Linked DNA regions of Homo sapiens: region 1 is linked to region 2. The links are chromatin loops, found by intact Hi-C in ENCODE. Cell type or tissue: ovary. All regions are shown on one strand. Each heading gives the region's core, and the rest is flanking DNA. Links, peaks and the distances in the headings are about the cores only. Region 1 overlaps MAMDC2 (MAM domain containing 2). Region 2 overlaps MAMDC2 (MAM domain containing 2).

Region 1 (5,385 bases), core at 204-5,203, 51 kb after region 2:
GTTGCCCCACTTACCACCCTTTGGCAGGATTTACCAGTAATATTTGATAGCATCCTCTGAGCCCAAGCCTGTGGGGTCTCTGACAGCAGTCAGTAACCAAAGTGCAGGTGAAATAATCTTATTTTGTATTCCTTGATTCTAAGTTGCACCATAGATTTGCTAACATCCTTTTAGGGAGTGGGGAGGTGCACTATAGATCAATTGTAAGACATGCCCTAATTTTAGAAATCTTGACATGTTTAAAAGTCTTTTAGATTTGAGGCACTGCAGTAGAAAAATTAATCAGATTATTGTGTTATCAGTAGAAATAATATTTGTGGAGAAGCCCAAATGAAAGTCCATATAGATTTATCCATACCTTCAGGATCCCACTATAAGGAAAAGGAAGAAAAGGTTGTTTTCCTGCTGTAAGAAAATGATATTATGAAAAGATAAATTAATAAAGGAGGCAGAAAAGGAAATATTTGGAGACAGCCTGGTGCAGGGGAAAAGGCATGGACTTTGTGCCTCAGCTTGGTTTACTAGCTGTTTCCTTGAACTGGTGAATTAATTTTTGTCAATCTCTGTTTCCTTATTTGTAAAGTGGCAATTTCTACATCATAGGATCATTTGACAGGCTTAAGGGAGAAGAACATGTGTGAAGAATCTAGTACCCAGAGTACAACAAATGTTAGTCATTTTTGAATCTTTGTTTCTTACCAGATGACTTGAGCTGAAGTCTTAAAAGTTATGTTCATCATTTTATTAAAATTATGATTAATATAATTAGCGATTTATTAAACAACACAAAATAATAGTAAAATTGGAAACTTCAAACAGAAGATGAGAATACTTTATGTGAGTCATAAATATTTGTGATTTTTTTCTTACATAGTTTCAGATCAGACCATTCTCTGCCAGAAGTAATCAGTAGATTTATAAATCATTGTGAATCTGATTAATTGAGAAAAAAACTCAGATATTAATAGTCCCAAAGATTAAAAAATCATTTTACATTTAAGGAGTGCTATATTATTTATTTTCTAATAACACGATCAACTTTGAGAACCCCATACCCATTGTATTTTCTATACATTTTGAGAAATTTGACTTTTTCATTTTTTTGAAAGTCTTTGATATGCAAAGAAAATAACACTCCTTCAAAATGTAAGCTGATGGCTTATACATAATTGAGGATGCAGTTCCACAGAGGCATCTTCTCTCCACGATAGAAATCTGTTCTTTGCAGAAACTTCATGAACATTTGCTGGATGCTTTGCATGTATTATTGTCCAGGCTGCTTTGATTATCTAGTAGATCCCAGAGATGACTGTCATAGCATAAAAAGACATGCCCATAGCAGTAGAGCAGGCACTAGGGAGAATAGATCCAGTCACAGATACTTGGAAGATCTTCTACATAGGGGGCAGAAGTTGGTGTCAGAAAGGTAGGGCAGGCCAGGCGCGGTGGTTCACGCCTGTAATCCCAGCACTTTGGGAGGCCGAGGCGGGTGGATCACCTGAGGTCAGTAGTTCGAGACCAGCCTGGCCAACATGGTGAAACCTCATCTCTACTAAAAACACAAAAATTAGCTGGGCGTGGTGCCGGGTGCCTGTAATTCCAGCTACTTGGGAGGCTGAGGCAGGAGAATCGCTTGAACCTGGGAGGTGGAGGTTGCAGTGAGCTGAGGTTACGCCACTGCACTCCCGTCTGGGTGACAGAGCAAGACTCTGCCAAAAAGAAAGAGAGAGAGAGAGAGAGAGAGAGAGAGAGAGAGAGAGAGAGAGCACAAGCACAATGGGCAGCAGGTAGAACAATAGCAACTGGTATCAAGGAGGTCCAAAGTGAGATGACGAGGTGGGGTAACCATCAGAAGAGGATGCTGATCATCTAACTGGACATAGGAGCACTAACATTTATTAAGAACTTGGCTCTGTGCTAAGTACTTACATTATCTTATTTAATCTTAAAAGACTACAAAATTGGTATTTTAACATCCTCACTTTACCAAAGAAGAAAGTGAGTTTCAGATAATATAATTAACTTGCCCAAAGTGACATTGTTTCTAAGTGGCGTGGCCAAGATTTGAACCAACATCAAGTTGATGTGATAGCCACATTCAACCACTCTACCATACTGTGTCCACAGCAGGACCTGATCCAGGGAGGCAGACAGTTAAGGCATTCAGAAAATTGAGTGGGAAGATCCTCGTTTGAGTTCAGGGACTAGACTTCAGCCCTGGGAAGGAAGCTGCCAAAAAGAAGCAGTGTCCTTGTCTTAGATATGCAAGGCACTAAGCTCTAAACAAAAGACAGACGTAGGCATTGCTGTCAGACCTGCGTCATCAGATTTCAGCCAGAATCACATCAGGAGTAAATATGCCAGATTCCACTTGAAATGATGATTAGCCTTGGGTAAGAACCAGAGGAGCTTAGCTGTGAGGAGGGAGACTGCTTAGCATGGCTAGCCAGGATGGGCCCAGCACTAAAAGCACAAAGTTGTAGACTTTAACGTCAAAGGGCCAATTAAAGTGAAACGAATGAGGCCTGTTCTCATATCAGCACTGAAAACGTGCTGCTGGTCTGTTACCTGAACAAATATCTTCTCTGATCCATATTGGAAAAAAGTAAGAAGGCAATATACATTTCTCTCTGTCTCTGCAATAACTAAAAACTCCTGCCTTTGATGATGAGAACAGAAATTAGCAATTAACATGACCATTTACAAAGCATCTTTATATATAGTCATGCACTGCATAATGTTTTGATCAACGATGGGCATATATGATGGTAGTCCCATAACATAATAAAACTGAAAATTCCCTATAGCCTAGTGACGTTGTGATGATTCTGATCCTGTATAGGCCCTAGGCTAATGTGAATGTTTGTGTCTTTGTTTTTAACAAAAAGTTTGAAAAGTAAAAAATGTTACAATATTTAAATCATAAAAAACCTCATTAATAATAAGGATATAAGGAAAGAAAATATTTTATACAGTACCGTACAGTGTGTTTGTGTTTTAAGCTAACAGTTGTTACATAAGAGTCAAATGTTAAAATTTTTTTTAATTTATAAAGTAAAAAGGTTATAGTAAACGAAGGTTAATTCATTATTGAAAAAAGAAAAATATTTTATATAAATTCAGAATAGCCTAAGTATACAGTGTTTGTAAGTCTACAGTAGTGTACAGTAATAGCCTAGTCCTTCACATTCCCTCCCTGCTGACTCACTGACTCACCCACACCACTTGCAAGTTAGTGCCCTATACAGATGTACTATTTCTTATCTTTTATGCTGTATTTTTACTATATCTTGTCTATGTTTAGGTGTGTTTAGATACACAAGTACTTATCATTGTGTTTCAATTGCCTACAGTATTCAGTACAGTAACATACTGTTACAGGTTTGTAGCCTAGGAGTAATAGGCTGTCTCATATAGCTTACATGTGTAGTAGGCTCTCCATCTAGGTTCATGAAGTACACTCTATAATACCTGCATAATGACAAAATCACCCAATGATGATTTCTCAGAACCTATCTTCATCGTTTAGTGATGCATGACTGTACATCATTTTATCAGGTTCTCACAACAGCCCTATAGATATGAAGTCATATCTCACTTCAGTTTTACAGTCTAAAGTCAGCACAAAACGTGAAAATTATACATTGTCAAAATTGCTCTTAAGAGTTCCTTAAATTACAGAGTACAGTGTACATGGTTTTATACGTATTATGCCATTTTTATGTACAACACGGCCAATTTTTCTTTCTGCATGGAAGTATATACTTATTTAAACATTAGATGAAATAGACTCCATTTAGTGGCTATTCATATGAAAAACATATTTCGTATGTGTGTGTGTTGTACTAGTGGTTGGGTTGTTTTTAGTTGGTTTGTTTTTTTCTAAGTACATTGATTTTCCACATATTGAATGTATATGTAAAGTGGCTCTCTTCTTTTATTAGTCTCATTTTGAAAATAAAGAAGCCAGTGATTCAGTTTATGTGTGTGTCATAAGGTTTTAAACCTAGGTTATAATTTACAAATCCTGAGTAGGGTCCACTGTACCACACAGTCACCCCAGCATGATTATCACACCTGAAGGACGGGGCATTCGGCATTCATTAGCTAACAGAATTCCATGGGTGCCAAGAAGCCCCTTGTGACTTGTGCCCTGACCATGCTGCCACAGTGATGGTGTGGGACTTAGACCTACCATGCTGTGCCATGGCTATTGGAAGTTATCGATACATTGAGTTCTGGCCATGCAGATGTGTCCAGCGATTGAACATGACTTCAAGACTCAGTTATTTATGGCTTGGCTTCACTTAAACAGAAAAGCTTTTTCTGTTGTTTTCTGATGCCTGCATGTGACAAGGAGACATGTTCAGACCCCAGGGCACGTGGAGTCTGTACTTTTTGGCAAGATGGCTTAATGATTGTTTTTGATTGCTGACTTACTTTTTAAAAAAATCTATTTGGAAGTTTATGGCCCTTTTCTGACCCTTTATAAAGATTTTATCATCTCTAATAAATGTCTAGTAAATCAGTTCCAATTGCCTAGGCAGCCATATTTGAAGTGGATCCTTCCCTCTCCTCCTGATGCCATTTCTCCAACACTGCGGTTGGTAAATCTCCCCCAGATCCCTGGCCTGATGCATCACAGTCAACCTCCCAATCCCCCTGTGATTTCTGCCCTTCTTTGCCTTTTTCTCATTTGTTTTGTTTACTCTAACATCTCTGAAGCACTGCTTGGTATTCTTATTGGTTTTAAAAGATGAGAAAAGGGAGTATGTCAGCAAGAGTGGTGGAGTAAGGACCTCAGAGAATCCTCTCCCCATAAAAGCAATGAGAACAGCAAAAGAAATGGTCAAAATCAACTTTTTAAGAGCTCTGGAAATTAACCAAAGGCTTATAACATTCAGGAGCATGTATTCAAGAAAAATGAAGGAATACTGTTAAAACACTGAACTTTATGGTGTTCTGCATTATTCCCATTTTGATATTTAAATATATATGGAAATACAAGGGACCCAGAATAGTTAAAATGATCTTGAAAATGAGTATAGGTCGGAGGTCTCATACTTCCCAATTTCAAAACTTACTACACAGCTACAGTAAGGAGGACTCTGTGGTACTGGCATAAGAATAAACATAGATCAATAGAATCGAATTGAGAAGTCCAGAAATAAACCCCACATCTATCCTCAACTGATTTCAACAATGGTGGCAAGAAAATTCAACGGGCAAAAATTAGATCAAAGATCTAAACGTAAAAGCTGAAACAATAAAACTCTGAGAAAAAAAACATAGCTGTAAATCTTCGTGACCTTAAATTTGAGAATGGCTTCTTAGCTACGATGCCAAAGGCAGAAAAAAAAAAACTAAAAATAGAAAATTAAACTT
Region 2 (5,385 bases), core at 137-5,136:
CATGCACTTCTTTTTTTTTTTTTCTTTAAGTTCTGGGATACATGTGCAGAATGTGCAGGTTTGTTACACAGGTATAAATGTGAATGGTGGTTTGCTGCACCTATCATCCCGTCATCTAGGTTTTAAGCCCCGCATGCTTTAGGTATTTGTCCTAATACTCTCCCTCCCCTTGCGCCCCACCCCCAACAGGCCCCGGTGTGTGAAGTTCCCCTCCTTGTGTCCGTGTGTTCTCATTGTTCAACTCCCACTTATGAGTGAGAACATGAGGTGTTTGGTTTTCTGTTCCTGTGTTAGTTTGCTGAGAATGATGGCTTCCAGCTTCATCCATGTCCCTGCAAAGGACATAAACTCACTCTTTGGTATTGCTGCATAGTATTCCATGCTGTATATGTGCTACATTTTCTTTATCCAGTCTATCACTGATGGGCATTTGGGTTGGTTCCATGTCTTTGCTATTGTAAATAGTGCTGCAATAAACATATGTGCCAGATGCACTTCTTATATGTCCATGGTCCGTAGGTTAATTTATTGTGGAGAGAACAATGCAAAAGGCCAGAGAAGGAAGGTAAGTTGGGACACAAATCTGCGAACTGGGGTTTCATCACAGGAGAATCAAATCTGGAGGTAGTTGGAAAAGTCTCCTTGTCTCTAAATATCCCCTTTGCTGCCTGAAATAGTTTCTGAGGTTCATGCCTTTGATTTACAGTATTAAGTCCCTAGATGTCCCTGATTACAGTTCGAGTGTCTCTATTTCATGGCCACTTTAAAATATGCTTTATCTCCACTGGACACAGAATAGGTAAGTTTTGACCAGGCATTGTGTTGGCTTGGGTTATTTATCCCAATGGCAGTTTCCCCCAGGGAATGCCAGGTGCACCATACAGGGCATCGGGCACTGAAACCCAGTTTTGTCTACTTTCTCATTTTGCCCATGGTTGTCCTGCTTTCTTGATCTCCCTCTATTCTTTTTGTAGAATATTTTAATTTTCCCTAACTTGTCAAGGGAAGTGATACTATGTCAGACTCAAATTTGAACTCACTTCTAAATCTTAAGTTTGAATTGAATCCGGCAAAGAAGGGATCTGTTTTTGTTTTTTGTTTTGTCTCTTTCAGAAGGAGTCTCACTCTGTTGCCCAGGCTGGAGTCCAATGGCGTGACCTCGGGTCACTGCAAACTTCGCCTCTCGGGTTCAAGTGATTCTCCTGCCTCAGCCTCTGGAGTAACTGGGGCATGCACCTGTAGTACCATCTACTCAGGAGGCATGTGCTACCACCCCAGGCTAATTTTTGTATTTTTAGTAGAGATGGGATTTCACCATGTTGGCCAGGCTGGTCTTGAACTCCTGACCTTGAGTGATCCACCCGCTTCGACCTCCCAAAGTACTGGGATTACAGGCATGAGCCACCGCGCCCAGCCAGGGTTCTGTTTTATCCTGTGAAAATCTTTCTCCATTCATTTATCCTATAAAAAAAATCATCTTTATTCACAGCTCAGAGGATCTGGAAACCCCTTTGAGCAGCAGTCCTCAGCTGAAATCGGGGCTGCTTATTCCATTTTCCTGATGCCAGCTGTGGGGGCAGAGGTCCTTTGCCCTGAGGATTCTTGGAGACCATGCGGTTGGCCTTGCATCCAAACAGGCACAATTCAAAAGAATCATTGAGTGGATATTGGCTTCATTCTCATTTTTGGACATTGTGGCTTAGCACCTTTAACTGAACTCTGTGAGGAAGCCACTTGAGGAGCTGAGGCAGGGTAAAGCCAAGTCTAGGTGTTGCCCCTTAATTAGGAGTTTGGAACACTCAGCTACCTGGAAGAGGAAGGCAGCTGCAGAAATGTCTCAGGTGAACAGGAAGTAAAAAGAGAAATTGAAAGCACTTGTTGCAGAGAAGACCTACATTGTTTTTCCATGGTAGGAGTCAGGGTTTGAGAAATCGCCTAATACAGAAAAAGGTTGGATGGCTTTTGTACCCAGGAGTGAGTGATAGCATCTGAGGCAGGCAGGTGGGCTACAGGGTTGGGCATCATGAAGGGGTGGGGTGGGGGCATGGTAGAATGTCCCGAAATCACGTGTAAATACATGTGTGTTTGTCTCTCTGATACCCTTTCCTTCACCCAAACTTGTCCCTTCTCTTTTAAGGACACTCTCAGCTCCTTGGCCATCTGCGTTTCAGTTCTGCACTCAGTCATGTGCCAGTTATTATTAACAGTGATGAATCCTGCCTGCTATTTCTTGAGGCTCAGCTAGAGCCACAAATCTGGCAAGGATCCCAGGTTCCTGGGAGAGGAGAACCAGTCTTCTTCCTGCAGACTACAGCTCCTTTCCTGATTTTGGAGGGCTGATTCAGCATCCCACCCTGGCATCACAAAGTTCATAAGGCCAGGGACGAGTTATGCTCATCTGCATGGGGCTACTTGGTCCTGCATTATGTCTGCAGGTTGTTCTTAGAGCTCTCTAAGCAGAAGTACAATCCCCACATTGTATGGGGGCTGGAAATCGGCACAAGTCAGGGATGTTCCTTGACACCCTCTGGGAGAGATGGTCGACCCCAGAAATGTGACCTAGTTACACTTGCAGTATCACATGCCATTTCCCGCTGCTGCCCTGGCTGTGACTGCTCTCAGGTTGAGCATGGCTGTGCTGTGCTGTGCCTGAGGGCAGCCTTGCTTCTGCCTTGCTTCCTGGGAACCCAGATCCTAGAGCTGGGCCTTGGAGGTCATCCAGTGCTGCCTCCTCCTACACAGACCAAGTCAGGCAGCCCTTGGACATTGCCTCAGCTCCTTGGCTCTCCACCAGTTCTTTTTCCTCCAGCATTGGAGGAAACATCCCTGTCTCCACTCTGGGTTCTAAACTCTGAAACTTTGTTGTGTTGGAAACTCTTCATCAGAGAGCTAATTATATTTCAGACATGTGGAAGAACTCAGATTCCAAAGATGCAGTGTTTGGGGCCAAACAAAGCCACAAAACACTACATTTTATGCCATACCATGTAACATGTATTCACTCTTTCAGATGTATAGGGATCCCACCCGTCTGTGATCTTCAGCGTGTAGAAAAGAGCCTGGCACATAGCAGGTGCTCGATATATATTTGTTGAATGAAAGAACCTGTTGAATGACTGTATTAGATCACAAACATATCCTTAAGTGTTTTCCTACGTGCTCCTGGTTCATTCTGCCCCTTCAAAGGTAGTTCCTTATCATGAAGAACGGCTTAAGCCTCGTGGTTAGTATAAGCTCTGGAGCTGGGTGACTTGGATTAGAATCCAGGCTCTGCTCTTTCAAGCTGTGTGGGCTTGGGAAAGTCATTTATCCTCTCTATGTCTCAGTTTCCTTGGCTATAAAATTGAGATAGTAAAAGTACCTATCACATGAGATTGTTGTGAAGACTATATACATTAATACGTTTAACACAGAGTGAGCACTTTATACATGTAACCTGATGTTATTCTTACTATTACTTGATGTGTCTTTTATCAACATCATAAACTTTATAAATAAACATTAGTTTTTCTAACTCAGACAGCTTTCCAAAACAGCTTTTGGGGACCTAAGGAGAGTGTGGTTTTCTTTTGCTTATAGTTATGCCATCTACTCTTCATTCCAACCAGAGAAAGAACCTTACTTTTCTTATTTGGCTCTAGTTTAAGCACTGGTAAGCCTTATCTCACTTTTGTGTGGCTGAACAAGGTGTGGATATAAAGTAATAACACTGAGTTTCATACTTAGTGTGTAGTCTATCCCAGCAGATGATACATTTTTCTCTATAAATTATTGGTTGTTGTCAAGAATGCTTTGCTTTCTGCTTCATTATTCTCCCACCCCAGCCTGCTAGTGCCTCAGCATCAATTGGCTCCATTAGTGATGGTGCTGGTGCCTTCTATGATCTCTCATCTCCTAAGTTCTTGGACAAGATCCTAACCCTTGGCCTTCCTGTCAATCAGTCTGGGTGCTTGAGTTCTCTTGCCTGACCCCTCCACTTGAGATTTAACCCAACTGGGGTGGTAATATCTGCCTGCTAAGCCTCTACTGGCTTCTGTGGATGTAAGCTGTGTCTGGGCAGCCTCCTCCTTATGAAGGCCAACACCCCATCTGGTTTCCTCCCTACTCAAATTAGAGTTGCTGAATGGGAAGTGGCTACCCAAATCCTGGCCTGATCCCTAATAAGACACCTAGGGATTTTTAGGATGTTTCCCATACCATAATTGCAGAAGTCAGCTAATATGTGGGGAGGAAAAAAATAATTTTTGTCAGAGGACTTTATGCTTTTGTTGCCATCTTCAAATCTTTTAGCCTATAGTTACCATGTTTTGGTAACTTGTATCTTGGGGTGTAATATTCATTTAAATATTTTGGTTCTTAAAATAACAGAACCTCTTTGGTAGATCACCCCAGCATCAGTCTTACTTCTATATCTTTTCAAACTATTAGGTTTTGAAGAAGTTGAGTGAAATCCATTTATGTTAGTAGAGGTGATGGGTATCCCAATAAGTAGAGCTAGCAGGTAGTTAAACTTGTCTTGGGTATCCTTGTTGGTCAACCCTGATTTTTGTGTCTAACAACTATCCCAGCACTCTCCTTCAATTTTTCTTATGCTTTTCTTAACCAACTAAATCATATAAATGTAGTTATGCATTCAGGTCTAGGTTCTTGGAGTGTTTGATTACATATCCATCTATTTATATCTATTTACCTATCTAGATAGATAGAGATAGATAGATAGATAGATAGATAGATAGATAGATAGACAGACAGATAGATAGATATAGTTTCACCTACAGAATGGTTCTCAGCCCTGGCTGGAAATTAAAACAGGTAAAAAAAAATTTTTTTAAAGCTATATCCAGGTCTTACTCCAAGAGGTTCTGATTTATTTGTCCAGAAATGGGACCAGACTTGGCATCATTAAAAAACAACACACACTAACAGACTCCCTAGGTGATTGTGATATGTGTCCATGGTTGAGGAATGTGTATTGGAATGGCTTTCAACTCCCCAGCTTCTCCAGATGTAAGAAAGAAGAAATGCCCTCGTCTTAAGTATCTTTTGATGATTAGCAATTACCCACAGGCTAATGTGCAAAATGCCTTGTTTGGCATTCAAGGCCCTTCACAGTTTGCTCCAAATTACATTTCTCCTCTTCCTTCCCATTAATCTCTAATGTGCTGTTCATTCAACATGCCCTTTACTTACTTGCTTCTTGTTTTATTTGCAAAGTTCTCTTTACCTGTATAATGCTGCTTTTCTATTCTCCTGTCCCATGCTCATCTATTTAGGTTCCACCTATGCTTTAAGGTCCAGCTTTTTCTTAAAACATTCCATAACTTTTCCAGATGAAAACCCTCCCTTCCCATGGCTCTCTGCACTTTCCACTGTGTAAGTCTTCTT

The links. A loop is a pair of places that touch in the nucleus more often than their neighbours do. Peaks named below come from ENCODE experiments on the same cell type or tissue, not always from the same donor. Only the 100,000 strongest peaks of a DNase experiment are listed, where the experiment ranks them.
Region 1: a loop joins it to region 2, with 2.2 times the contacts of the local background. A loop is called at or near these places in 28 of 110 quality-filtered maps.

Annotation. Positions count from the first base shown.
Region 1 is chr9:70,098,259-70,103,643 of GRCh38, forward strand. All of the region lies in intron 2 of MAMDC2 (MAM domain containing 2), which reads left to right. Among named protein-coding and RNA genes, the nearest start is that of MAMDC2, 57 kb to the left of the region's middle. In ovary, for the core only: no CTCF peak of the experiment used is centred there; a DNase peak (open chromatin) is centred at 2,307; H3K27ac peaks cover 538 bases.
Region 2 is chr9:70,047,183-70,052,567 of GRCh38, forward strand. All of the region lies in intron 2 of MAMDC2 (MAM domain containing 2), which reads left to right. Among named protein-coding and RNA genes, the nearest start is that of MAMDC2, 6.0 kb to the left of the region's middle. In ovary, for the core only: no CTCF peak of the experiment used is centred there; DNase peaks (open chromatin) are centred at 2,259 and 2,719; H3K27ac peaks cover 3,062 bases.